7 separate regions of the Homo sapiens genome follow, and regions 1, 3, 4, 5, 6 and 7 are each linked to region 2. The links are chromatin contacts, found by Hi-C or POLR2A ChIA-PET in ENCODE. All regions are on one chromosome and are shown on one strand. Each heading gives the region's core, a stretch centred on a gene start or an enhancer-like site at or near the end of the contact. The rest is flanking DNA. Distances are from core to core; before and after follow the strand shown. Region 1 holds the start of STBD1 (starch binding domain 1). Region 2 overlaps LOC105377296 (a long non-coding RNA gene). Region 3 overlaps LINC01094 (long intergenic non-protein coding RNA 1094). Region 4 holds the start of CXCL10 (C-X-C motif chemokine ligand 10). Region 5 has its middle 26 kb from the start of BMP2K-DT. Region 6 holds the start of BMP2K (BMP2 inducible kinase). Region 7 overlaps SCARB2 (scavenger receptor class B member 2).

Region 1 (3,962 bases), core at 1,145-3,644, 1.3 Mb after region 2:
AAATGTAATAGAGTCAGGTAGTTCATTTAAGAAAAAAGTCAGGCTGAGAAAATAGATTTAGTTACTGAAAGCTTTACTACTAATCAATCTGCAATTCACAAAGTCCCCCTCTATTAAAATCAAGTACTACTTAATTAACCAGTATGCTCCCAACACTGTGCTCTAAGAATACACATGTATATCTGACAACAAAAGGGACATCCAGGAGTATCAGTGTGCCAGCACAAGTGTAAATGAAGTGGTAAGCTGTAGAGGCAGACGTGTAACCCCCCCATGGTCCCCAGTCTCCACAGTCCAGGCCATACTGGCATGCAGCCAAGTTAAGTTGCTTGGCTCCTATCATCAAAGAATGTTGTCCAGGCTGTGGGGCAAAGGGCTGCGTGGCTACGTTACAAACCAGAAGAGTACACTTGTTCTCCCAGGGGAGGCATGCAGGGCAGGGATTGGCTCTCGCAGACCTGCGGGCAGATCAGCAGGAGCTGTCACCTTGGGGAGATACGGAGAACAGTAGTGCTTCCCTGGGCAGGAGTGGAGGGAGAACTGGGGGAAGGGGCTGGTTTCTCCTTGCCAATCCCATATGCGTTAGGAACCTCCCCAACAAAACGGTGTTTTGTATCCCCTTCCATTGTAAGCATTTTTTAAAAAACGTTCTTAAAAATACAAAATCCAAGTCCTCTAAAAATGCAGTTTCCTTCTTGGCCATGCCATTGGTAGTCCAAATAGCTCCCTACAAGATTGAAATCTCCAAATCATACATACAATCAGCACAGCTGTGGTTTTATGTGGTGTGGGGGTGGTGGTGGTATGGGGACAACAGTCTTGTTTCATTTTATCCCTTTTTTTTTTTTTTTTTTGAGATGGAGTCTCGCTCTGTCACCCAGGCTGGAGTGAGTGCAGTGGTACGATTTCGGTTCACTGCAACCTCTGTCTCCCGGGTTCAAGCGATTCTCCTGCTTTAGCCTCCCAAGTAGCTGGGACTACCGGCGCCTACTACCACGCCCAGCTAATTTTTGTACTTTTAGTAGAGACAGGGTTTCACCATATTGGCCAGGCTGGTCTCGAACTCCTGACCTTGTGATTTGCCCGCCTCGGTGATGGTGGGAGTTGGAAGTGAGAATGAACAAATATTATTCTGGATTCCCAACTTTTCAACCTAAAGCATGAGATTGGTCTTCAGAAAAAAGATAAGTGAACTGTCTAGGCATCCCAGACCAATCACAGTAAAGGCACACGGGCAGATTTTCATATGGCTGCACATGAACACCACTGGGCTAAAAATAAAGTTCACAGATGTCATTTTCACCATTAGGCTTCTGTCCAGGCATGGGCAGCTTGCCAAGGGAGGGCACTGGACGGTAAGCTTTTCTGCCAGTGTTCGCTCTCTGCTTAGCAAACGGTCCCTAAAATACAGAAATTTAAACCCAGATGTCAATTCTACTCATCAGGGTTGGGTCCCCTATTTAAGTAGTCCCTTCCTAGGGATGACTATCCGGCCCTATTCTGGGGCAGCGTGGAGGGGACTGCCGACAGTGCTGAAAGGGGTGACCAAGGCACATCCCCAGGGCCTCAGCCACAGCCTTCATGGCCAGAGTCCAACCTGAACTTTGCCTTCCTAAAGAAGCATCCAGATAGCAGGAGGCGCCCGCAGTTCGGGTGTTCCCAAACCCAGCTCTTCATGGGCTGTGCGATGGGAGGATGTCAGACTACCCGGATTGGGACTTAGAAAATGTCCCTGCTTGGGCAGAGATCGAAGAGGCTTGTAGGATCCCCTAAACCTAAGCCCCCCTTTCCAAAGGCCGGGAAGGGGCGCCGCCACTGCAGCCGCCCGCACTGCACCAAGCGCCGCCAAGTGGAGGAGCTCATCCCCGCCGGAGGGGCAGGACCAAGTCCTCAGGCGCGGGCGCTGAGGGACTCGGCAAGGGCGCGGCCCTTGGAGGACCAGACAAGAAACCTGCCTGCGCGTACCAACCAGCCTGGGAAACCGAGGGGCGTGGGGATGGCCCAGTCCCCTTAGGAGAGCCCGTCCGCAGGAATGGGCCCCTAGGAAAGCTCCAGGTGGGTTTGTCTCTTTGCTCCCTTCCTCGATGAACCTCAAAGCTCTGGCAGATGTGCCCTGGAGTCACGGGGGGAAGAATACCTGGTTTGGTGACCAGCTCCTGCCCGGAAGGTCCAGGGCTCAGTCCGCTGCTGCCACTCTGATGGCCTCCCGGAATCGCAGCTCCCCCAAGAGGGGCGTCTTTCTCCTGCTCCGCATCCCCGTCCTTCCCGGTGTCGCCAGGGCCGCCCCGCAGCAGCCAAACGAAAAGTGCTCCGGCCAGACCCCCTCCAACCAGCAGGGCGGACCAGACGGCGCCCATGGCTGAGAGGCCGCGGCCGCAGGAGACTACAGGGACTGGGACCGGGGCTCAGGTCACGCACACAGAGCCACACCTACCCCGCCCGCTCCAGCCTTTTACGGTTTCTGCGCCGGGCACTCCGGCGGAGCCCGGCCCTGAGCGACCAGTACTCAACTTTCCCAGCCCCGCCCCGCTCCCCGCCCCTGGGCTGCAGCCCCGGGCTCCCTCCCGGGGAAGACTCCAGCGCTCTTCTGTCCCTACACTTTCTGTTCCCGGCCTTGCCAGTTGCCAGCGGCCAGGGGCGCAGGGGTCGGCGTTCCACGTGTGTCCCGCGTGAAGAACCCAAGTGCGCACAACTGCCCCGCGCAGCCGGGACCTGCCCCACCGCCCTTCCTTCTTCCGCCTGCTGCCCGCGAGGCCCAGCCCTGCCTCGGCCCGCACCGGGCACCTCGGCGCCTTCTCCCCAGGGAAGCTCAGCAGCAACGCGGTCAGCTAGAGGCCGAGAGCTTCCTGGAACTTAGAGGTGGGAGAGGCCGCGGGCGTCGGTGACGCGCGGGCTGGAGCGCGGGCTAGAGCGGTGGCGCGTTCGGGTGGGATGGGTGGCCCGGAGGACGGCGGGCGCGGTGCGGGGAAACTGGGAGCCCTAGTGGAAGCTCCGCTCCGCCGCCAGCTCAGCGCGCTTAGCCTCCCCAAGCTTCCGCCTCCTCGCCTGTAAAATGGAAGGACTGGACTGAGGACCATCCATCTAAAGATGCCAGTCAGCTCAATCACATCCAGTCTCGTCCTCTTTGGGCGTGTATGGCTGCTGCGAAATGCGCACGCATCTGTATGAACTGGATGTTGTCCATGGACGAGCTCCTACAGATAAGTTTGTTAATAAAAACAGCAGCTCTTTATTAAGCACTGTCTGTATTCCGGATGTTTTAAGTGTGTATTTAATTTAATCCTCACAAGACAACAACCCTGTGCGGTGTTATATATATTTCTTTGTAAATCCTTTCCTCTGCTGATCTGATGACTTTGCACAACAGCTTCAAGCTGATGATCCCCACGTCTATGTCTGCAGCTCACACCTTTCCCTTGGACTCCGACATTCAACTGCTAAAGGCCACAGATACCAAACACCTGCCTTGGAGTAATTGCTATAATTGCTCTCTCTGGTAGGGCAAATTATCTAATGTGCCCCTTGCTCCGAATGGACAGTAGCCCTTAACGGGGTGCAAGGTTCTGCCAGTGGGGTTACTGGAAGGCTGATGCACGCCTTGATGCAGGCCACAACTTCTGTAATCATAAGAGAGGAGGTAGAGGAGAGGTGAGGGCGAAGACTGCCTACTGGGCATCTCCTCGTGGATGTCTAATAGACATCTCAAACCCAACTCATCCAGACCTGAACTCCCCACCTAACTCCCCAAACCTACTACTCTCCCCACCTTCCCCATCTCAGGAAGTGGCAACCACATCCTTCCCATTGCTGCAAAACAAAACACAGCAAGCTCCCACAGGCCACTTTCAAACCACCAGTCAGCGTGATCCTGTTAAAACACCCCAGTTCTCTGCTCAAGACCCTCCAGTTGCTCCAGATCACACGGAAGAACCTTTAAGACCCTACAGGATCTGTTCCCCATG
Region 2 (3,837 bases), core at 950-3,449:
AGCAGGATGGCATGAGATTTTACCACACAACTTAGAACAGTGCACAATTTAAAACTTATGAATTATTTCTGTAATTTTCCTTTTAATAATTTCAGACTGTGATTGGCTGTGGATAACAAACTGCGGAATGCGAAACTGTTGATAAGGGTGGACTACTGTAACTCTGGACAATTTCCTCAACTCTGCCCAATATCAAAGGAAGGCTCTTGTAAGCATTTCTATAAATTGCAAAAGGTATATGTTCTATAAGCCTTTCCAACCACATCGGCCTAAAATAGAAATCTAGACAGAGTGAAAATAGAAGTGGCTAAGAGGAAACTGCTTCAACCATGGGGGTAATTTTCATTTCTGGTAGTCATAAAAGGAAATTTTCTATCCTAGTCTTCCTGAGTTTGATTCACCTCCATTACTACATGTAGTGGTTTTAATAGTAGTGAGCAGTGATTGCTATGGGAGAGTTCAGCTTTGTTCTCGTTTATCTATGCTTGAGAAGGGAGGGTTGGAAGTGGTCAGAGCCCAAGAAATTAATCCAGGAAAAGAACCAGAGAAAGAGGATCTGTGAGATGGATCAAGAGAATGAAGATAGAGCCAGATTCATGTCTCAGGCTAGAGAGAACTGAGTATCCAAAAGACAGAATATTAGCTAGGTAGGTAGTTGTGGAGAGAAGCTCCACTGTTGACAAATACACATGCCAAGGACAAATAAGAAAAAATTACATATTTAAAAATAATTCTTCTGCTGTGCTCTCTTAGCAGGCTCCAAGCATTGTCAGTGATGTGCTACAAAGAGGAACAACTAAGCTGACACAGATATGAAGGCAGCAATGACACTGAACTGCCAGAATAGTGATCCTCAAAGGTGGACAGGTGTCACACCTGAATCCCTGGGGGTCAGGACCAATCAACTTCCCCGCCTACCCCAACCGTGGCCACTCTTTCTAGTCATAGTTTATCTTATGCCTCAGGGGCAGTAATGGGGTTAAGAAATGGTAGAAAGTATGTACCCAAATTCTCAATCACATTTGATTGTTCACTAGAACTTTTTCTAAGAAGACTAAATGGTGAGAACGGGGGGATGGCCCTCCAGGAAAATTCAGGTAGGTGTCATAATATTTAATGAAAGAGGCATTTCCTTTTTTAATCCTTTGTAGGGTCAGAAAAGAAAAAAATTCAAGATATGCAAAGGAAGCCAGATCAAAATCCCCTTGGCCATGGATACTGGTGCCCTACATCAGCACCCTTCAAGAGTGTGGATGAGGCTGAGTAGGTGGGAACCTGCATCCCTTGAAAGAAGCAGGCAAGGACAGGGTAGTGACAAGTGCTGGTCACTTGTGAGGGCTGCCTCCCCATCCAGTTCCCTCTGCAGCCAGGAGCAGGAGTTGTTTCTGGCTCAAGCCAGCCCCCATGGCCGCCATTCCCTTATATGACCCTGCTTCGCAGGGTAACGTACCAGACAGTTTCACGCTCGTTATCCTTGCAACGGATTACTCGGTGAGGAGCATCAGAGAACTGAAAAGACAGACTGACTTCGACTTGAATCCTGGCTCTTCCTCTTACTAGTTTCATGGCCTTGGGTATGTTACTTGTTTTCCTGGAGCTTTGTTTTAATAATCTTTGAAATGGTAGTCAATGGAGAATTAAATGAGATAAAACAGGTAAAATATTTGGTACTGTACCTGGCATACAGTGGAAGTTGAATCATGATGAATATCAGTTTTTGTGAAGGATCCAATTAAGCAATTCTGTCTCTCCCTCCTATGAGCCACCATTGTACCAAGTACCACCTCCAGTATTGTATCTACCCCTAAGGATCACCATTGTTTATTTTTGCACGTGTCTCCTTAGCTGGACTGTGAGCTTCCTGCAGAAAGAGAGCAAACCTTACAGCTTCGTATTCCTTAAACTGTAACCAGCACATAGTATATAACCAGTGAAAGTTCGTCATATCCCCCTGGCTCCTCTGCTGACTGAATGCACAAGTGAATGAACAAAGGGGATGGTGGTGGGGAGAAATGAAACTAGAGATCTTCAGTTAACCAAAGGGAATGTTCCAACAGAGCCCACTTTTCTTGTTTTGACTGGTTCGGCAAGTAAGACATCAGACTTACCGGATATTGTTCAGAGCACTGTTGACTAACTTGTTGACAAGGGATGTCTGGGCTGCATTATAGCCAGACAGGGAAGGCTGTTCAAGTTTCAATACTAGGTTCCTGAGTTAGGAGTGACTAAGCAGCAGCCGCCCCATACTGCCAAGCTACCGTGTGGTTTCACACCATCTGTCACTTGCTGAAGAGGACGGAGTCCCCCCTAGAACTTCCCTTATTTCACTACCACCTACTGCAGCTGGGTCTGCAGTTTGTAGGCAGGAGATGTGGGGGTCAAACTATACTTCATTTGTGCCCAATTTTCAATTGCTATCTAGACTCTTTTCCTCTCTGGACTTTAACCTTTGCTATAAAATTTCCCTAGAGCTTCAAAATTGTACCCCGAAGTGCCCCTGACTAACATCAAGCATATATGAAGATAATGTCTCAGTACTCTATTTACAGATGGAAAAATGAGTTATTCCACTGAAGCCAGGAAAATCCATGCTGGCACCCTAGCAGTCCATCAGAAAGTCGTTATTTCTCCACTGTCAGAGATCCTGTCCTGAATATGCAGCCTAGCACAGCATGTTATGGAGGTAATACCCATGTCCTTTGCCCAAGGCGCTTGCTCTTACTTGTCCTCGTGGGCACAGTGGAATTCTAAATCATCGATGCATACTGCCTGTTTTGTTAGGTCCCTTTAAGTTCATATTCAGCTGACCTGGCAAGAGATATGCAGTAAACTTTGCTCAAAAACGTTAGGACCGGAGATATAGCAAACTTCAGCAAAGATGGAAAGAACCATCCTGCCAACATACCGATTTTAAGAACAGCACTCTCTCACCAAATTCAATTATCTTGTTACTCAAAAATATTTTTTACATGTGATTTCATTGTGTCCCTTTGAGAACAGGGAGAACAAGTAGCTTATCTAGGATGGCATTGGTCCAGGCCTCTTATTCACAAAATATGTCAAATTTAGACTTTCACCTTAACTTCAAACGAGGTTATGCATATGGTCACTGAGATTCAGGATAAATGTGAAAAGGACTTTTTTCTCATGCAACTATACAATTACCCCATTATAAAACTGCACAGCCTGAATTAATTTTTACAAGTCATCACACAATTATGTTGCATTGTTTATAGTGTTTCACAAGTGTTAATTTATTAAATGTAAACACTCAAAATATACTATATTTTTGCAAGCCTGTTTTGACAGTTCCTCAATCAATGTACTGGGGCTCAACCTCTGGGAAGTGCTAGGTCTGAATTATCTTTGTGATGGTAAATTCCAAGTCCACAGGAGAACCAGCAAGTGTAGATTTCATCCCTCATGATGAGGCCTGCCGCGTGCCCTATGGAAGCAGAAAGATGATCACTCAGCTGCTTTGGGGCCTATTATAGCTTCTCAAATATTTTGAAGTACCCAAAGCATAGATAACCAGGTGTTTTACCACAAAAGTCTAGTTCTAAGAAAATATTCTTCAAGAGACTATGGTGACCTATCATTAGTCATTGATTAGGTTTAAAAAGCCATCACTTTAGTGTCCACTGGGTGACACAGCGTCTCTCTGAGACTGGTGTAGGAAAGGAAAGGAGTGGCAGCTCTGAAGCAAGCACAGAGCTAACGGCAGCTTTCACCCATCAGCAGGTCAAAGGCTTTGTTACCCAGACTGCTAGTTCTCGTTTTTGTGCATGTTATGAGAAAGACTCACACGATGTGGCTGAGGACGTTTAGGAATCAGTA
Region 3 (3,724 bases), core at 449-2,948, 1.1 Mb before region 2:
CCTTTTAAGAGGTGGCATTTTCCAGTATGTATCTCAGGCAGTCTAAAGAGTGATACCACAGAGCAAATGAAAGTCTCTAAGGGGAACTATTCTGTCTTGTGGTGAAAGTCAAGGCAAGGTGAGAGATAGAAGTAGATTTGTGGGCCAGGTGCAGTGGCTCACGCCTGTAATCCCAGCACTCTGGGAGGCCAAGGCGGGCAGATCACCTGAGGTCAGGAGTTCGAGACCAGCCTGGCCAACATGGTGAAACCACGTCTCTACTAAAAATACAGGAATTAGCTGGGCATGGTGGCAGGCACCTGTAATCCCAGCTACTCGGGAGGCTGAGGCAGGATAATCACTTGAACCCAGGAGGCGGAGGTTGCAGTGAGCCGAGATGGTGCCATTGCACTCTAGCCTGGGGTACAAGAGCAAGATTTCATCTCAAAAAAAAAAAAAAAAAAAAAAGTAGATTTATGGTTGCCAGGGTTCAGGTCAGAAATATTGTAAAGTAAGAGGGACCTTCTCACTTGATGAGAGCAAAAGTCTTAGCTTGGTAGGAAAGGAACTATCTAGCTCCTGTCTGAGTGACAGAAACAGGAAGGAAGAGTGAGCAATACCCCTCTCTGTATTGCATTTGGCCTGTTAGGAAACCACGAGATGGGGCATATGATAAACCCAGTCTGCTCCTGTCTCAGTGTTCTCCTCTGGAATCTTGAACCACACAGGAGTTTTCTCAAATGAGCAGACTGTCTGATTCTGGAAACTGATCACCCACCCAAGTACGAGGTTCCAGATGGCAGGGATCTGGTCTGTTTTGTACACAGCTGTATTGTGAGGACCTGGGACATAGTAGGTTCTCAGTGAATATTTATTGAATGAACATTCAAATGCACACGCCACAGAGCCCAATAATTTGAGAGTAGCCCAGAAATATTTGGGACTTGTTTTGCGCTTCACCTAAACAATGATGGCAAAACAAGAAAAAGGAGGAGGAGAAGGAGGAGGATGAGAAGGAGGAAGAGGTCATTGGTCATCTGCTGAGTTATTTTGTTCATATCCAGTTTGTGTTTGTGGCTTCCTTGCAGAAAAGATGCCAGAAGATTGTAAAGGAATAATTGTGTGTTTCTGTGTATGTGTGTGCATGACTATTCTTATTGATGTATGTATATCAAATCATGTTGCTATATCTATGTCTGTGGATGACTTTAATTAACCTTTTTTCAACCCTGCTGAAATGAAAGACTTTTCTAATTCTCCTGATTTAGAAGTAGTTATTTAGAATTATAAGAAGTATGATTAGCTCACAAACGAAAGAGCCCATCTTTGCTAATAATAGTGCTAATAAGAGAAAGGTAATCTGGTAAGGCCAATCCTCTACTCCAGAAATCTCAGGACATCTAAAATTGGGAGTTGGTGGCCATGTAAACAAATTCAAATTACCTTCCAGCAAAAACCTCAAACTACTTGTTTGAGATGGTTTTGGCTGGAAGACGTGAATCCAGATCAAAATCAAAAGCCACAGAAATACTGAAATAGTTGAAACAGAGACACAGTCATTACAGGAAGCTTATGAAGGTTCAAAGGAGGTTAAAAAAAGAAAAAGAAAGAAAAGGAAGAGCTGCAGCAAGAAACGTTTGTGGCATTCATTGCCCATCCCTACTGGAAATGTTGACGATATCCTTTGAAGAGGAAGAGGAAGGAGTTCGAGGTGCAAAACAGGCAGCCTAGACAGTGACAAAACAGGAAACAGGAGTGCTGATGAAACTGAACTGTGAATTGGGAAGACAGCAACGCATTAAAGCCACAGGGCTGTGAAAGACACTCGAAAAGGACAATGTAAAAGTGGCGAGGGACTCAGAATGAACTATGGATTAAATAAGCATTGACAAATAGATAACGAAGTCTAAATTTTCTTATTGAAATGACCTAAAAACAAACTTAGTCATATTATTATCATTCTAGGAGTATTCTATTGTACTAGAATTGCATTGAATCAAATACTGTTTGAAATAAATGGATAAATTTATTTCTGTTGCTAACATATAGAGATATCTCATAATGGTGTTGGTTAATAGTAATAGGTAACAATTAACACAATGCCCACAATACTTTATAGGTAACATCATTTAATCCTGACAAATATTTTTTTGCTTGTTTTTTTGAGACAGGGTCTCCCTTTGTCACCCAGGCTGGAGTGCAGTAACCTGATCATGGCTCACTGCAGCCTTGATTTTCCAGGCTCAAGAGATCCTCCTGCTTCAGCCTCCTGAGTAGCTCGGACTACATGCATGCCCCACCACACTTGCCTAGTTTTTTTTTTTTATTTTTAGTAGAAACAGGGTCCCACTATGTTGCCCAGACTGGTCTCTAACTCCTGAGCTCAAGTGATCCTCCCGAAGTGCTGGAATTACAGGCATGAACCACTGCATCTGGCCAAAAAATCTTAAAAGGTATATGATATTAACACTTTCAATTTATAGATGAAGTCTCTGAGGTTGTATGATTTGTTAAGGCTCAAGTTACGGGCCAATGTAGAATAGTTTATGACAATAGCTTCCCAGTCTTGACTCCAGAGCCTGGGTTCTCTGTGCCATTTGATCAATACATGACATGACATTCTACTGAGCACACCTCTGGCTCATTTCCATTTCCATTTGCTCTGTTTACCAGAATTGTTGCTATGTCCCTTTGCCAACCTTTGAAGAGAGAGGTAATGGGCAGCAAAATGCCCAGAATTAAGGAACAACCCAAGGAAGATGAAAGAATCCGAGATAATAAGGCCCAACGTCAAGTCAGTTATTACAGATTGTAAAATTCAAGTCCCTCATTAGAGTGAGTAAATTTTTGACCTCTAATTAAAAGTCTTGCTAAAAGAATTTTAGCAGGTTAGTGACAAAATCCTTGGACTAAGAAGAGAATGACCAGTAAGTTATTTTATGTACACTTATTTAATAATATAGCATTACTTTTTGAAGATTACTGTGTTAAGAGTCTAATGTAACAGCCTTATTATAACTTAGAATATTGATTTGAACATCAGCATAAAATAAGGCACCCCTGAATTTTTCCCAACCAAGAAAAATGTCCTTGTACTGTGGCCACAGGACGTGTATCTTTCCCTCCCTCCCTCCCTCCCTCCGTTCCTTCCTTCCTTCCCGTCTTTCTTTTCTTTTCTTTCTTTCTTTTTTTTTTTTTGGAATCTTTCTCTGTCACCCAGGCTGGAGTGCAGTGGCATGATCTTGGCTCACTGCAACCTCCGCCTCCTGGGTTCCAGCAATTCTCGTGACTCAGCCTCCCAAGTAGCTGGGATTACAGGCGCCCACCAATATGCCCAGCTAATTTTTGTATTTTTAGTAGAGACAGGGTTTCACTATGTTGCCCAGGCTGGTCTTGAACTCCTGGCCCCAGGTGATCCATCCACCTCAGCCTTCCAGAGTGCCGAGATAACAGGCGTGAGCCACCGCGCTCGGCCAGCATGTGTATCTTTCTAACGTAACTTACACTCTTGACACAGTAATCTTCAAAAAGACTGTCAGTTCTTTTGGCATTATTATTGCTATTTGACATTACTGTTATTATTCATATAATAACAATAACTTGGTGTGGTTAAGTTCTTTGTCTAAGGTCACATAACATAGTAGATATTTCAAATTTCTCCAAAATATTTCACCCAAAATTCATACTGTTTTCCAGTAAGGTCCAAATTGGATTAAATTTAAGTTTATGTCACTTTAATGCAGTT
Region 4 (3,558 bases), core at 432-2,931, 1.6 Mb after region 2:
TTTCCCTCATCAGAACGAACGCCTCTTTGCTAGGTGAAAGTCTTTTGGGTTCTGTCAGTCTCTACCTCACCTCCCTCTCTTTTGCCTTTCCGGTTTCCCACAGCTAATTCCACTGACTTATTCACTTGAAAGCTTAGCTCTATTCCAGTTCCTAGAACAGATTAACATGGGATTCAGCTCTCTAGCAAATTCCATTTACCCCAAGCAACTCACTCTCTGCTTTAATGATGGAGTTCCTACATTTGAGGATCCAAGTTTTATGTGCACCCAGTTTGCAGATACAGGCTTTATTCTTGGCCCCTGATACCAGGTTCTGAGACAGTATCTGCCTAGTACAGTAGCCTGATCCTAGGATGGAAGCTTTTCCATTCCCTGACCAATCCCTGCATTGTTGCAGCCCAGCTGACTATGAAAAGAACTCCCATATATTTTCCTAGGTTCTAAATATCACTTGCCTCAGATCTCTCATTGCAGGGTGGTGCCTGCCTTTGAAACAGTATTTCATCTTGGATTCCCTGTTACTAATCATTTGCAAAGAACACAACCAAGGACCACTATATCCATGGATACTGCTAAATTTCCACTCTCAGGTTCAACATGTGTTCCATTATATGAGTATCATGTGCTTTCTACTGCTAGCTACTATGAATAATCAGTCAAGTACTATTGAATGCTGTGAAATTAAGTTTTGCCACGATTCATCATCCAGTTAAAATTGTGCCAATTTCAGTTATCACTGTTACTAGCTCAATGGCCAACACTTTTTTTTTCTTTTTCTTTGCATTTAACAGTGTCTTGGAGCTGAACCCCATCGTAAATCAACCTGTTTCCCTTCTGTCTCAAGCTACTTTCCCAAGGTCTGTCTCTATGCGTGCCCCCCCGCTTTTAAATTCATTTCCTCAAAAAGCACCCTTTGTTTTTTACAATAACCCTAGGATAGCTATGAATCCTTTTCTCACACCATTCTAGATACCATCTTATGATGTTTTCATTCAGGGACTGCTATAAGACGTGAAACTTGTTTTAACACACCACAAATCAGATACCCAAATGAGCAATGTTTTCCCTCAAAATAGTTATGTTGGAGGCTATTTACTTAATCTAATGGTGTTATGAATGATCAAAGCATTTATTGAATTATTTAAAACTTGCCAGTTCCAGATCTTTGACCCTGTCAAAGCAGGCCAGTCCTATTACTTTATAGTATTTGATCAAGGAGGACTGTCCAGGTAAATCACTGTTCTAATAATCAGGCACAACTTGCTGTTACCAAAAAATTAGGTTTACCTATAAAGGATGAAAAATTTCTATTACTGGGGATATTTTGAAAAATAACCTCTGAAAGTAACTGTAAAAGTTTAAGTGTTGAGAAAAAGCATTATAGTTAGAATGGATTGCAACCTTTGTTTTTTTCTATATGCAATGAAGTTCTTTTTTTCAAGAAACAGTTCATGTTTTGGAAAGTGAAACCTAATTCACTATTACCAAAAAAAGAGGAGCAGAGGGAAATTCCGTAACTTGGAGGCTACAATAAATAATACCTTCGAGTCTGCAACATGGGACTTCCCCAGGAACAGCCAGCAGGTTTTGCTAAGTCAACTGTAATGCCCTTATCCAATCAGAATTAGGGAGGGAAAATGGCTTTGCAGATAAATATGGCACACTAGCCCCACGTTTTCTGAGACATTCCTCAATTGCTTAGACATATTCTGAGCCTACAGCAGAGGAACCTCCAGTCTCAGCACCATGAATCAAACTGCCATTCTGATTTGCTGCCTTATCTTTCTGACTCTAAGTGGCATTCAAGGTAAGGAACATCAAAGGATACTTAATTTGTAAAATGAGAAATAGGAATAGGTATAAATTCTAAAAATACAGAAATAATGTATTTGTAAAAGTTTCACTGCATGCTTATAAATAAGAGGGAAATAAATAGAGATTCCCTCAGATCATAAAACTTATATGAATTGAAGTGAGAGAAACAAATAGAATAAGAGAAAGAGAAGGAAAAAGGGAAGGAGGACAGAAGAGATGGGGAAGAGGGAGGATAGAGAGAGAAAATGTGAGGGAATGCGGACAGAGATGAGATACAGATACTTCCTTACCTAACTAAGCTCAATGAACCACATGAACTGTGCTTAAGGGTTTGACTTTATAATCAACAAGCTGCAATTCTTTTCTTCCAGATAATCAACTCTTTAATCATTTACAGTTGTGTTATGATGTGATCCATTCCTCCTCAGATTAAGTGACTATTTGCTGATATGGGGATATAGGTTCTGCTAAATACCACCAGTCTACATTAAATGCCTAAAATGAACACTGTGCTAACCTTCTCTGCTGTTCCTCTTTTCCTACAGGAGTACCTCTCTCTAGAACTGTACGCTGTACCTGCATCAGCATTAGTAATCAACCTGTTAATCCAAGGTCTTTAGAAAAACTTGAAATTATTCCTGCAAGCCAATTTTGTCCACGTGTTGAGATCATGTGAGTGAAATCCCATCTGATTATCACTTCCCTGGTTGTAATTATATACTGTATTAAATATGTAATGATAATAAAAAAAGATCAGTAAAGGGTTTGTGATGATTCTAAAACTAATGTACAGCAAACAAAAACATGCAGAGTGAAACTTAAATGTCTGACTTCAGAACTGCGTATGCCATCTGTTTTATTGACCCAACACAGTTTTAAATATTTTCATCCCTATTTATTTCTACAGTGCTACAATGAAAAAGAAGGGTGAGAAGAGATGTCTGAATCCAGAATCGAAGGCCATCAAGAATTTACTGAAAGCAGTTAGCAAGGAAAGGTAGGTTTGCTGTTGCCTGCAGAAGAATTGCTCTTTAGGAAACGGCAATCTTGGGAGTCAGAAATACTTGCATTGTGGTTTGCTGTGCAATCGCTGGTTTAAAAGTATGTTACCACCACGCCCTCCCCTACCTCCATTTATTTAAATGCTGAGGCACCATCTTGTGTGATAAGTATCAGAAGTTACCCTGATTACCAGTCAACCTTGAAGTACAGCTATAACTATCTAAGCAAAACTGACAACATTTTCCCCAAGTCTTTCATGGTTGAAAAAAGCAACCCCTATAATCCATAATGAATGCATAGCAGCAGGAAAGCTCAGTTATCTATTCTATGAACTCGGTACTTTCCAAACACAACCCAATCTGAAGCCAGAGTCAGACTATCACACTTTTATATCCCCTTTCTCTTCTTACAGGTCTAAAAGATCTCCTTAAAACCAGAGGGGAGCAAAATCGATGCAGTGCTTCCAAGGATGGACCACACAGAGGCTGCCTCTCCCATCACTTCCCTACATGGAGTATATGTCAAGCCATAATTGTTCTTAGTTTGCAGTTACACTAAAAGGTGACCAATGATGGTCACCAAATCAGCTGCTACTACTCCTGTAGGAAGGTTAATGTTCATCATCCTAAGCTATTCAGTAATAACTCTACCCTGGCACTATAATGTAAGCTCTACTGAGGTGCTATGTTCTTAGTGGATGTTCTGACCCTGCTTCAAATATTTCCCTCACCTTTCCCATCT
Region 5 (3,790 bases), core at 275-2,774, 1.2 Mb before region 2:
CCACTGTTATGAGCTTTCCAGTTTTCTTTTTTTCTTCAAAATTTACCTATCATGGTCTCATTCCCTCAAAGCTCTGTCCTTTTCTAACATTACAGCTATAGTGTTAACCATCACTGTCTGTAGTGAATATTAATGGCTTAACGTATTCATCTTTTCAAGAACATGTTTATATTCTAATATGGGGGCTTTATCCAAATAAGTGATAGTAGTGGTGGAAATTTCAGACTAGTTGGCAAGTCTAGGGGAAAACAAATATGATGCAGGTACCCTTTTCAGCATCCTGAATGTCTACCTGCTTTATACATGTATATGGCTGACTCTGTACCCTACCTTTCTTAGCTTTAGGATATTAAGGCCTGTCATAGATAGGCTAGGACTTTGAATGGTTTCCTCAGCAGCACCTGTGAAATACACTTAGTGTTAGGTAACATTAAGTGAAATCAGGGTACAAAGGTTTTTTTGTTTCGTTTTGTTCTGTTTTTTGAGACGGAGTCTCGCTCTGTCACCAGGCTAGAGGGCAGTGGCCCAATCTCCGCTCACTGCAACCTCTGCCTCCCAGGTTCAAGCGATTCTCCTGCCTCAGCCTCCCCAGTAGCTGGGACTACAGGTACATGCCACCACACCCAGCTAATTTTTTTATTTTTAGTAGAGACGGGGTTTCACCATGTTGGTCAGGATGGTCTCTATCCCTTGACCTCAAGATCCGCCCGCCTCGGCCTCCCAAAGTACTGGGATTACAGGCATGAGCCACCGCACCTGGCCCCAAAGGTTTTCTTGCTTAAGTTTATGCCACTTCTCCTGATTAAAGCCTACAGTATCAAGTAAAGACACATCCCCTCCTCAGTAGATCTTTGACCTGTCGTGACTCTAATGGAAAAAGAACATATTTTTAAGTAGGTTTTTTCTAAGGATTAACACAAAAGAGGCACATTATGCCCCAAAGGCTGGCCTACAGATTGCTGGTCACCCTACATAGTAAACAATGGGCTGCTCTGGGGACAATGACAGCAGTACTGACACAACAAGACTGGACTCCATTTCAGATCTACCAAGGGTAGGTGGACAAGATATAAGGAAGATACAGGTCTGCAGTCAGAAGACCTTGATTCAAACCTGAAGTTAACAGTTATCAGCTGTGGAAAGTAGTCAAGGTCTCTAAACTTCAGTTTCCTGAAAATGGGGTTAAGAATAGTACAAATATCATAATTAGTACAAGGATTAAACAAGTTAACTCATGTGAAACGTTTTAGTACAGTACCTGCTCATGGTAAGCACTCAATATTAGCTTTGTTATTATTATGTGCACTGTGACAGGATGTGCCCACTTTGCTGGTAGCTTCATTAACCACTTATATTAAGTGTGTTTGCTGTTTTAGTCAGAACATACTCTGAAATCACAAAATATGCAAACTCAGATCTAGATCTGGGCAAATGTGAGGCATATCTTGGAGTTCCCCTTTTAGTAGGTTCCACAGAAATATCCCAGCCTTTACTAAACTTTATTTTACTTCCTCAAATTATCTCTCACTTCTCTTTTGGGGCAATGCCTGTCCTGTCTCATTACAATTGTCTCTAAGGGAAAACTTTGTTGTTGTTGGCTTGTTCTCTTGTGTTTTTTGTTTGGGATATCGTGATTGATAGTACATTCTTAACCATGAGCAAATATTATTGGGTTGCCTAGTGAATAAAACATCTCAATTCACATTGTTTCTAAAAGAAAGATGTTCAATGAGTTTGTCTTGAGGTTGTCAGATTTCATAATTATAGTCAACTTTCAATTATCCACATAAATAAAAAGGGCGTCAGTACAGATAACAGAAAATTACAGGCTCTGAAATTGTGGTTAGCTATCCAGCAGAGTTGAGCCCAGCTTCTATATATAACCAACAGCAATGCCAAGTGGGTTAAAGGAATTTAGTCCCTCTGTAATCTCCTTCAAACTCTATTCTTTGATATGGATACTTGACATTTTCTCAATCTTATGTAAAGTGCTAAGAAATTATAGCTTTAAGTCCTTTCTTCCAGTGAGATTGTGGCTCCTGCATTTCTATAAAATACAGTTCCAGAGTTGGCTCTGTCATAGGTCTGGGACTGTCTCAGGCAATGTGTCAACCACAAGGCCAAACCATGATGCATATGATTAATTTCCGATTCACAAAACCCAGAGACTGATACCTGTACATATGGCTTACTTCATCTCCCTAGAGCCAGCTTTAATACCTAAATAGGTGGTGGTGGTGGGGGAAGGGTGGTGAGTGGCAACCCCGAGGCAACCTATTTCAACAGTAGAGCACTAAGATTGAGATTGTTAGATGTGTATTTTCATATAGTTTCCTCTAGCTTTCACTACTGATTTGATCCCTTGGGGTCATATAGCGCAAATGTTTTCTTCTTTGAATATTTGGAAAAAGCCGTTATATTCTATCTGGACTTGCCACTGAGAACTATACGACTTTGGCTAAATTCCTTCATCCTTCTGATTTTTTTTTTTTTAATTCTAGAAAAGGAGGACATTTGACTAGGTGATCTATATTAGATTCTTTAATTTTAATACTATATTATATAATTCTATGAAAGATCTCTTTTGATGATAGTCATAAAAATGGTTTATTAATGATACACAATACAATGTACTTCCTATACATAATATCAGATTCAGTGCTCATAATATTACTATGGGGAAATTATTATTTTCAATTATGAGTGAGGAAACAAAAAGTCAAAGAGATTAAGTAAACCCTGTCCTGAGTTTCCGATTCTAGCCCTCTGCTCCAAGATAGGTTCTACCTCCATGTAATATTTTCTTGAGAAACTGATTTTAAAATCCCTGGAATTGGTTGCCCAAATGTAAGATGTGTTTAAAAACAAAACCAAGTTGATCTTCAATTCAGCAGGTAATACAGCACACCTGGTGGTCATTGCCACAAGATGATGAGAAGCCTCAGGGAAAACCAGGCCTAGACTCATCTGAGCAGTATAAAGGTTGCAAAGTTTATCAGAAATTGGCGCCTGTTTCATAAGCATGTGAGCCTCTCATCAGGACCTTAAATAAACTAAAGACATTATTGTACAAAGATAATCATTCCTCCAGCATTCAGTCACTAGGGCCTGCTGAATGCTAGGCATTGATTAATCACTCTTACCCACAATTTCTGATTTATTTCTCATAAAAATTCTGTGGGGTAATAGTTCGTGCATGTATTATCCTCATTTTATCTAAGATGATCTTGAGATTAATAGAATAACTTACCCAGGCAGTAAGTGGCAGATCAGGATTATAACCAAGTCCTTTGGGCTCCCAGTTCCAGACTCTTTCTATTCTGCCAGTATTTCCCAAAGTGTGTTTTAGTCTACACTCATCCCACAAAATGTCTTTCCAAAAATGATGCCACAGTCAACAATGTTTGATTCTGCACATTGTGGGGTCCCTTAGAGATTCATAGAGTTTAGCACATTCAAGATTCCCAGAAAATTTCAGAAAGGAAACATGTTTAACATTTTTCTTTCTAAATTTTTCTGAACTTATTTGCAAAGGCATCTTTTAATCCAATTAACACATATTTAATATTCTGAGGAATGGTATCCTGCAGAACTCTTTGAGAAATCCTGCATCATGCCAGGCTACATTAAAAAGAAATTTTTATAAGAAAGGATTGTCACCATAAACTGTTATTTTGCTTCATGTTAAAAAAATAATTTTCCCATGAGTTAACTAGTGTATCTCATGAGATCATAAGCCAGATGTTCATAGAATTCAACAGACTTCCTGGCCCTGACCTGAGAAAATAAA
Region 6 (3,985 bases), core at 127-2,626, 1.2 Mb before region 2:
CGCTCGGAGAACTGAATCCACTCTTCGATTTTTTTTATCTTAACCATAGAACTTAAAAGGGCCATTTATCAACAAAAAGTATTTCTTTTAAAGTGTTTATTTTGTAGTATCATTTTGCAACTAAAAACTCAAAGGCCAATGAAGCATGCAGCACACAGGGCAAGTATTTTCTACAAGGCAATTATGCCAGAAATACAAAACTAAATTCTAAGTTCTTCTTTTAAAATGGAGTAAACTTTTTTTGTAAGTAGACTTCTACCTGCCGTCATAACCTGTTCCAGATCATGAAGGACCGACCACAAAACCTCGTTAAGTGAAAGTTAACCTGCTTTTATATCACCTTTTAAACTACTATCAAAGAGACATACTGGGAGGGCATGAATAGCACCTTGTCCAACAGAGAAGATTCTAAATAACAAAGATAAATGGGCTCCAAGTTTACCTGCTCCTCAGTGCAACCTACTAACTGAATTTAGAGCAAAGGATCACCTCCAACACGCACACATGCACACAAATACATTGTTTTTCAACAGATGACTGAGCTGCAGCAAAGCCCAGCTTGACACCAGGGGCTGCAGGGTCCTATGCCCTGCAGCGCGGGTGGAGGCTTAGATGAAAAGGCCAACGCATGACACCCGTCTGAGCCACAGCTGGCAGAACGGAGCTTCAACCCTGTTCGATCTGACCCTCTAATGAGTCACTGGCCCAATCGTAACACCAACCCACTTCCTAGCCCGTCTACTACCTATTTTCTCGCGTCAAAAAGCACAGAAAATGATTTAAACTAGGCATGAGAGAACTGTGCACCGGCCGGGGCAGCCAGCGGCAAGAAAAGCCAGCTTAAGAGAGAAAGCCCGAGCCACTCTTTAGGAGCCCCCGCTGGCCCGGCAGCAGAGGAAGAATGGGGTATAAGAGTCAGTCCGGAGGGCGAGGACCCGGAGAAGCCGCCGCCACACCCCAACCCTCCCTCACCTGCCTGTCCGAGCCTCCCCGGGCGCCCGTACCTTCGGCCAGCGACTCTTCCAGGGTGACCTGGTGGCGGCCGACCGCGAACACCCGGACCCCCACGGACGAGCCGCCGGAGCCGCAGCCGGCCCCGGCCCCGGCCCCGCCAGCCCCGCCACCCGCCGCTCCGCCGCCGCTGCCGCCCTCCGACTTGGGCATCCGAGAGAACTTCTTCATGGTCCCGCCGGCGAGCTGGAGGGCGCAGGGAGCGTGCAAGGGCAAGTCCCCGGCCCGGCGCGCAGCCGGGCGTCCGCGAGGGGTCGCCGCCCCTGGCCCGTCCGAGCGTGCTGCGGCCCGCCAAGCCTCACATTCCGCGCTCCCCAAGCGCACAGCCTGGGCCCCGCCGCCCGCTCCGCGGCTCCGCTGCAGCTGCCCGGCTCCCGCAGAGGGCGGTGGGGAGGGCGGGGACGGGGCGGGGCGCGAGGGGGCGGGTCCGAATCCAGGGGCGACGCCGCCGCCTCCGCCAGTGCCCCGGGCGTCCCGCCGCCTCACTAAGCGCCTGGAGCGCGAGCCGGGGTAGAGGAAGAGAGCGAAAGAGGCTGGGCGGCCGGCCCCTCCAGGGAGTGGGCTAGACGTCTCAGGCCACAAACCCGCAGGACCGCAGCCCGTCGCGCCGCCGCCGCCCCGGCCGAACCCGCGCCGCCCGCCACTCGTGGCCGTTGGCGGGGGGGGGGGGGGGGCGCTGCTGCCAACCGCTCACTGAGGCCGGGCGACCCGCGCAGGCGCGCTGCCCGCGCCGCCGGAAGTGACGGTTCCGGCTCTTGTCACGTGGAGGGGGACCAAGGGAGGTGATTGTGGGGGTTGGGGACTAGGGCAAAGTCGGGGGTCCCGGGTCCGGGGTTGCGCCGGGAGGGTACTGGCCAGGCCCGACTTCAAGCAGGGAGGTGGCCCGGGACTGGCTCCCGCGCTGGTCACGCACCGGGGTCCGTCATCTCGACCGGGAGTCGCTGTGCCACTCTAGGGGCTTAAAAATGCCGCCAACAACTTTACCCCTGCTGAGGAACTTCTCGCTTCGTTTCTTAGCCAGTTTTCCAGGCCTTCTCCCTTGAGAGTCTCCTTCCGCTCGCCCACCCTGAGCGTAGGAGGTGGGAGCAGGACGGAACTGGAGTGGATTCCAGTAACTGGACTTCTAAACCGGCTCGGTGTCGTCGCGCTCTGTAGCGGACGCTTGTGCTGGGAAGCGTTTTGCAGTTTATAAATTACTTAGGAGTACTTTAAACATCTCACGCCTGCTGTACCACAGCCATGTGGGGGTATTCAGAACAGGTATTAAGGTCGTTTTGCAGACCATTCATCACTCTTGGCTAAAAGAACTTAACGGAGTCGCCCAAGGTCACACAGCTGGCTCGTGGTAATTGGGGACCATTCTTTGATTCATAATTTTGTGCTTTTGGCCACCCTGAAAAAGTAAGGTCAGATCGTTGAAAAACGGGCAGATTTAAGGCTGTTTGGAAGCAAAAGCGACCACTGCGTTCCCCTCAAATCAAAGAGATTTGCACCCCCTACCAAAAAAAAAAAAAAAAAAAAAAGCCCTGTTGTATCAATTTCATAAACTGCAGGAGTCTCCCGACTGCAGGGTGAAGCAACAAAATAAATATGGGTGTAAAACATTCAGGAGTGGTAGGGAATGGCAAACTGTAGAGCCTGTGTAAAGAGAGCAGCCAATTCTCAGCTCCAGCCTACTTTTCCACAAAAGAAGATAGGCACACACACTGTGCCCAGAGGTTCCAGTTTCTTAAGAGAACCAAAAACCTGGAACTGTTTTCTAATGTGGCATTTCCCTAATTTTTAAAATATAGATCAAATAAATTGTATCTGCAGGACTCCAGTATGCACCTTCTATGAAAGTAGATGAATGTGGTTCTATCCCCACCCCTATTTCTTTATTCTTTTTAATGAGATAACGGGTAGAAACATTAGAAAATGTGCTTAGACAAAAACTTTGAACTTAAAATCCTTGTTCTTTCTTCCCTGCTATTTGAAGAGAAGCTATTTCTGCCAACACTAAAATAGTGCTCTGGATTTAGGCATTTCTGCTACATAACCCACTAAACTAAAATTCTTCATCCAGAGACCTGACGTTTAAAGTAGATTCCAGCTTAGTGGAAGTGAGATTATATGTCAGATGATTGATGTGGTGTGGCAGTTGGGGATTTCCATTTAGAAACAAGCTGACCACTTTCGTTGCTGTGGGGCTTCATTGTGGAGTCTCATTCCTAAATTTGAATTGTTTTTTAAGCAGAATAATGGAAAGATTAAGTCATTTCATGCAATTCAAAACTGGAGTCAGACAAACATACAAAGTTTGGGCCTGATATAACTTCACCTGATCACAACAAGCCTGCTATAATAAGTTTCAAAGTTAGTTTACGAGGATCACTTGAGGCCAGGAGTTCAAAACCAGCATGGTCAACATAACAAGACCTCATCTCTTTAAAAAAAAAAAAAAAAAAAATTAAAAATTAGCCAGGTATGGTGGTGGTGCACCTGTAATCCCAGCTACTCAGGAGGCTGAGGCAGGAGGATCGCTTGAACCAAGGAGTTCAAGGCTGCAGTGCGCTATGATGGCACTGGTGCACTCCAGGCTGGGTGTCTCTTAAAAACAAACAAAAGTTTGACCAGTCAAAGTGGCTTGCACCTATAATCCCAGCACTTTGGGAAGCCGAGGTGGGTGGATTGCTTGAACTCAGGAGTTCAAGACCAACCTGGGCAATATGGTGAGACCTTCCATCTCTATCAAAAATACAAAAATTAGCTGGGCTTGGTGGGGTGGCGCAGGCCTGTGGTCCCTGCTACTTGGGAAGCTGAGGTGCGTGGATCACTGGAGCCAAGGAAGTCGAGGCTGCAGTGAGCCATGATAGCATCAGCTGCACTCCAGCCTGGACAACAGAGGAAGACACTGTCTCTAAGTAAATAAATAAGTCAATTTACAATTAATGTGGTAAAGATTACTTGTATGTACCAATGTAACTTGACTTTT
Region 7 (3,913 bases), core at 1,120-3,619, 1.4 Mb after region 2:
TCTTCTAATATGAATATAGAAATTTCTGTAGATTGATAATTTATCATAATATCTAGGTATTTTTCCCTTAGATAAATGTGATGTTTTATTGCTTACAAGTCTAGTTTGTTCCTTGTTATATCAAGGAGTTTTTAGAATTCACCAATAAAATGAGAAGGTAGGAGATCTTGTCTACCATTATATCTCCAATACCTAGAACAGTGGCTTAGCACAAAGGAATTGCTAAGTTAATATTTGTGGAAAGAATGAAAGAGTTTCATCAGTTTTAAGGTTGTGAAAATCCTATGCTATACTTGCTATGAAAAAGGATGTTATAAAAAATTCATTAAAACCAAAATTGCTAAAGACAGATCTAACAGACTTAGAACTAATGTTTGTGTGCCTTTGGCATATTAATTATGCATAAAAATAGACCCTGCTAATTCCAAACTAGTCTTAACCATTTATGAAAGGAGGCCAAAATGTCTCCTTGAAAAATAATATTTGCAGCTAAGAAAGTTACTGTCTCTTCTTGATTCTGCAGTACTGAAATTCAGACTTTTTATTTATTCAGATCACCTTTCTTACATATTATTTAGAATATGCGGCATTTTGCCACATTGAAGATTTTACCAAGAAGAACTGGGTAAACAGCAGAAGATGAATGCCTGGCACAGCGTTGTGCTCTACGCTGCGGTATCATCTGTTTCTTCATTAATTATTTATTGTGTCCCTTCTGTGCCAGAAACCATGTTATGTGCTGGGGATCCATGAAAAAGATACAGTTCTTAGTATCAGACCCAATCTGACACTAAAGACTAATGAACACATTTTCCTTATAAAACTTGTGAAGTTTCATGAAAGCAGAGAGAAAACACATAGTTCAGAGGGGCCTTCTGAGAGATGGCACTTCTGAATTGAGCCCTGAAGCCCAAGTAGAAGTGAACCAGGTGATAAGGGCCCTGCAGAGACTTCTGGGTGAAGGGCGGTGAGTGACTCAGGCCAAGGCACTGGCTGAGAACTTGTGTGGTGGGTGCTAGGTAACAGTAGATGGTTGCGTGTTACTGGTGCATAAAGTGCCTACCAGGAAAAGACAGCGACAGGTGACGCAGTTGCATCAGATCACAACAGGTCAAGGACTGTGGACTTTATCCTTTGAGCAGGGGTGGAGTATCTGTTCCCTTAGGCACTTTTGACAGGCTTCTCTGAAGCCTGAGATGGATGAAGCATTTGAAAGGAAAAAGGCTGGAGAGAGGGAGACCAGTTAGGAGCCTACATACAGTATTGTCACAGTCCAAGCCAATGATGAAATGTGCCTTGGGGTAGAAATGGGGAAGAGGAGGAGGTGAAATCAGCAGGACTTAGTGATCAACTAGGGGAGAAAATCATGAGTCCATTTTGGTCATGTTGTCTTGGAGCAGCCTGTGAGATGTTTAGATGGGGGAATTTTATCACAGATCCATGCTACTGGAAGGATCTAAATAATTTCAGGCATAAGCTGTTTGTTAGGCTGAATTACTGAGTCTTGCACATAATTTTTCACTCCCTGTTACATGCATGTTGGTTTTGTGTCCTTAGCTAAATTTCTTCTTACAGACAGGGCCTATGCCTGTTTGCAGGGCATAGTCCGGGCACATAGAAAGCTCTCAGTAGGTACATATTGGGTGATTAACTGAAAAGTATGTTTTTTAGTCCAATTATTAATTTAGCTGTTGACACTGTGAATTCACCATAGAACTTGATAATTTTCCAGTATTTTGTTTTAGTGGTAGTGCCACAGTATTGTGCGTGGAAAAATTCATTATGTTCGTCTTGGTTAAAACTAATAAGCAACAGTTATATTGTGACTCCACAGTGCCACTCTTAATATCCAGAGTCACACTGTAAAACTGATTTAAGGCCTTATGTTGCTTTTTCATTTAGTGTAACTAAGAAGACTCAGCTGATTACAAGGTTTGTCTGGTGGCTGTCATCACCACAGCAGAACCCTCGGTGAGGAAGATCAGTTGTTCCCAAGCCATGGCTTTCTGTTCAGACTGGCAAAGGGCGCCTTTGAGGGGGACACTAGCTCGTTGTATCTGGCGGAATGAATAACTTCCTGTGCCAGACAGTCCGCGGTCTTGAGGCTGAGGTTATTATTTGTTAGTTTCTCAGGCCTTCCTTTGCCGAGCAAGCTCCTGGGAGTGCACACTTGAATGCCCTGAGGATCAGAAATAGAAGGGGCAGAAATTAAAAGTTTAAGTCAAAACAGAGCCCTCTCTGGGCCATCTTGTGGCAGGAGGTTGAGGTGCTTTCTTTGGACCCATTAGCATACTGGGGCTGCGCGGCTGCCTGGAAACTCTAGAGTTGAACTCTCCCTTTTTCGGTTCCTCACCTGTGGGCTCCTTACTAGGAGCTGACAGTGACCTCACGCAGCTGCCCTAGTTTCCTTTCCTCCAGATGGCACGGGTAACACTCGAGGAAACCCTGAGAGTTCAGAGTCCAACTTATGGCTTCTCCATAGTTTCACTGTCCCTCTGGGCTAGAGTTGCCAAATAAAATAAAATACAGGACAACCAGTTAAATTTGAATTTCAGATAACAAATAACATTTTAGTATGAGTCTGTCTCGTGTGATATTTCGGTTCAGTCCGATGTATCAGTTGTTAATGTCCTGCCATATTTATCTCTCTGATGCACTTTTTCTTGAATTATTTGAAGTAAGTTGTAGATATCACACACTTTGTTCCTAAATCCTTCAGCATGCATCTCCTATGAATAAAAACATTTTTGATGTAGCCCATGCAATATTTGGGACATAATTATATTATAAAATTATTTGTTGTTTATCTGAAATACAAATTTAACTGGGTATCCCAGGTTTTATTTGCTAAATCTGGCAACTCTACCCTCAGGGTGCCATGGGGTGGCAGCTGCTGGATGGGTGAGTAAATCTGCACTCCTGGACTTGGTCAGATTTGATTTCATTTACTGGCTTTGTGACTTGGGACAGCCAGTGCCACCATTTCTTTGTCTGCAAAATGGGGATTTTTATTTTGTAGTGTCAGTGTAAAACTCAGAGATAAGGTACATTATAAAGCCCCTAGCATAGCACCTGACTTTAGCAGACTCACAGTAGATTGCAGCTGGCGTGGCAGTAATGGTAACTGAATAGTAACTGCCATTCTCTGAGCTGAAAGTGAGAAAATAAAAATAAAGACACACTGTTTTAGAAATGTTAGCAGCTGTATTTACAACTTCCCTCTGTTCTCTCATTCCCCATCTCTCTTCCTACTTAGTGCATTCGCATGAGCACACACACACACACACACACACACACACACACTCACTCACTCTCCAGCACGTGATCTACTCTGGGATTGACAGAGGGTTTCCTGACAAACATCCAACTTGTAAGGTGGAGGAAAAGAGACATATGAAAGCAGCAGGAAAAGCCACCACTCTTGAGGGCAAGATTTGAAGGGAGTAAAAGGGGCTATGAGGATTTGTCTGAGTGCTGGTGACTCAACTAAGAAGTGGCCAGGCAGAGAAGGGCTGTGGGGGTGGAGGGAGACAGAGGAGAAGCCCCAGCTGTAACATGGTCTGGGTTGGTTATGACTCTGGCATGCTGCCAAGGACAGTTTTTATTGTTCTTGTTTTTCATTTGCTTTGTTTCATTAAGAAGTCAAATGTACTAAATGTTTATTTCTATCCTGAAAGTTGGAGGAACAAGTTCAAGTCACACTGTTTACGCATGTCAGAACAGCCAGGTTTACCCTTCTTTCTGGTAACCCCTTCTTTCTGGAAACCCTTCCACTTGTCTTTGGATTTATGGTTGCCTAAAAGCTGGATGCCAGCCCAGCAAGATAAACCAGGGAGGTTAGCCATCTGTTCATTTATGTTTGCTGATTCTTTCAGGGTTCCTAATTCTGAGGTGATTTTCTTCACATGAACAA

Evidence for each region. Hi-C counts contacts between places; a loop is a spot of excess contacts on that map. ChIA-PET counts read pairs that join two places held with the same protein, here RNA polymerase II (POLR2A). Pooled maps may share reads with other maps.
Region 1: a loop to region 2 is called in a map with no recorded cell type, with 11 times the contacts of the local background. The contact joins the promoter of STBD1 here to the enhancer-like site in region 2. A Hi-C loop is called at or near these places in 7 of 37 single-sample maps with no recorded cell type and 8 of 50 pooled maps.
Region 3: a pooled map shows a loop between it and region 2 (19-fold over the local background). The contact joins two enhancer-like sites. A Hi-C loop is called at or near these places in 3 of 37 single-sample maps with no recorded cell type and 12 of 50 pooled maps.
Region 4: a pooled map shows a loop between it and region 2 (8-fold over the local background). The contact joins the promoter of CXCL10 here to the enhancer-like site in region 2. A Hi-C loop is called at or near these places in 2 of 37 single-sample maps with no recorded cell type and 4 of 50 pooled maps.
Region 5: a loop to region 2 is called in a map with no recorded cell type, with 22 times the contacts of the local background. The contact joins two enhancer-like sites. A Hi-C loop is called at or near these places in 3 of 37 single-sample maps with no recorded cell type and 3 of 50 pooled maps. POLR2A ChIA-PET finds 5 or more read pairs at or near these places in 1 of 52 experiments (A549).
Region 6: a loop to region 2 is called in a pooled map, with 7 times the contacts of the local background. The contact joins the promoter of BMP2K here to the enhancer-like site in region 2. A Hi-C loop is called at or near these places in 4 of 37 single-sample maps with no recorded cell type and 7 of 50 pooled maps.
Region 7: a map with no recorded cell type shows a loop between it and region 2 (17-fold over the local background). The contact joins two enhancer-like sites. A Hi-C loop is called at or near these places in 7 of 37 single-sample maps with no recorded cell type and 4 of 50 pooled maps.

The regions. Positions count from the first base shown.
Region 1 is chr4:76,305,165-76,309,126 of GRCh38, reverse strand. STBD1 (starch binding domain 1) reads right to left here and starts at 2,394. Exons shown (of 2, transcript NM_003943.5): 1 at 2,138-2,394. The coding sequence starts at 2,357. The region is part of intron 6 of FAM47E-STBD1 (FAM47E-STBD1 readthrough); the gene reads right to left.
Region 2 is chr4:77,585,438-77,589,274 of GRCh38, reverse strand. It overlaps LOC105377296 (a long non-coding RNA gene), which reads left to right. Exons shown (of 7, transcript XR_938912.3): 3 at 96-208; 4 at 754-1,574; 5 at 2,550-2,683. It also overlaps a transcript of CXCL13 not described here. Among named protein-coding and RNA genes, the nearest start is that of CXCL13, 18 kb to the left of the region's middle. Within about 2 kb of position 2,199, at least 3 of the 41 ENCODE cell types and tissues checked have a DNase peak (open chromatin) inside an H3K27ac peak, as active enhancers do.
Region 3 is chr4:78,655,100-78,658,823 of GRCh38, reverse strand. The region is part of intron 1 of LINC01094 (long intergenic non-protein coding RNA 1094); the gene reads right to left. Among named protein-coding and RNA genes, the nearest start is that of LINC01094, 11 kb to the right of the region's middle. Within about 2 kb of position 1,698, at least 4 of the 41 ENCODE cell types and tissues checked have a DNase peak (open chromatin) inside an H3K27ac peak, as active enhancers do.
Region 4 is chr4:76,021,620-76,025,177 of GRCh38, reverse strand. It overlaps CXCL10 (C-X-C motif chemokine ligand 10), which reads left to right and starts at 1,681. Exons shown (of 4, transcript NM_001565.4): 1 at 1,681-1,807; 2 at 2,361-2,487; 3 at 2,723-2,812; 4 at 3,230-3,558. The coding sequence starts at 1,747. The coding sequence ends at 3,248. It also overlaps a transcript of ART3 not described here.
Region 5 is chr4:78,747,850-78,751,639 of GRCh38, reverse strand. No RefSeq gene overlaps it. Among named protein-coding and RNA genes, the nearest start is that of BMP2K-DT, 26 kb to the left of the region's middle. RefSeq lists enhancers at 1,020-1,069, 1,370-1,549. Within about 2 kb of position 1,524, at least 4 of the 41 ENCODE cell types and tissues checked have a DNase peak (open chromatin) inside an H3K27ac peak, as active enhancers do.
Region 6 is chr4:78,773,741-78,777,725 of GRCh38, reverse strand. BMP2K (BMP2 inducible kinase) reads right to left here and starts at 1,376. Exons shown (of 16, transcript NM_198892.2): 1 at 1,005-1,376. The coding sequence starts at 1,182. BMP2K-DT (BMP2K divergent transcript) reads left to right here and starts at 1,756. Exons shown (of 1, transcript NR_186689.1): 1 at 1,756-3,985. RefSeq lists silencers at 472-672, 1,034-1,703, 1,794-2,043 and enhancers at 247-877, 1,510-2,140.
Region 7 is chr4:76,198,232-76,202,144 of GRCh38, reverse strand. The region is part of intron 1 of SCARB2 (scavenger receptor class B member 2); the gene reads left to right. Among named protein-coding and RNA genes, the nearest start is that of SCARB2, 14 kb to the left of the region's middle. RefSeq lists enhancers at 2,035-2,094, 2,115-2,304. Within about 2 kb of position 2,369, at least 15 of the 41 ENCODE cell types and tissues checked have a DNase peak (open chromatin) inside an H3K27ac peak, as active enhancers do.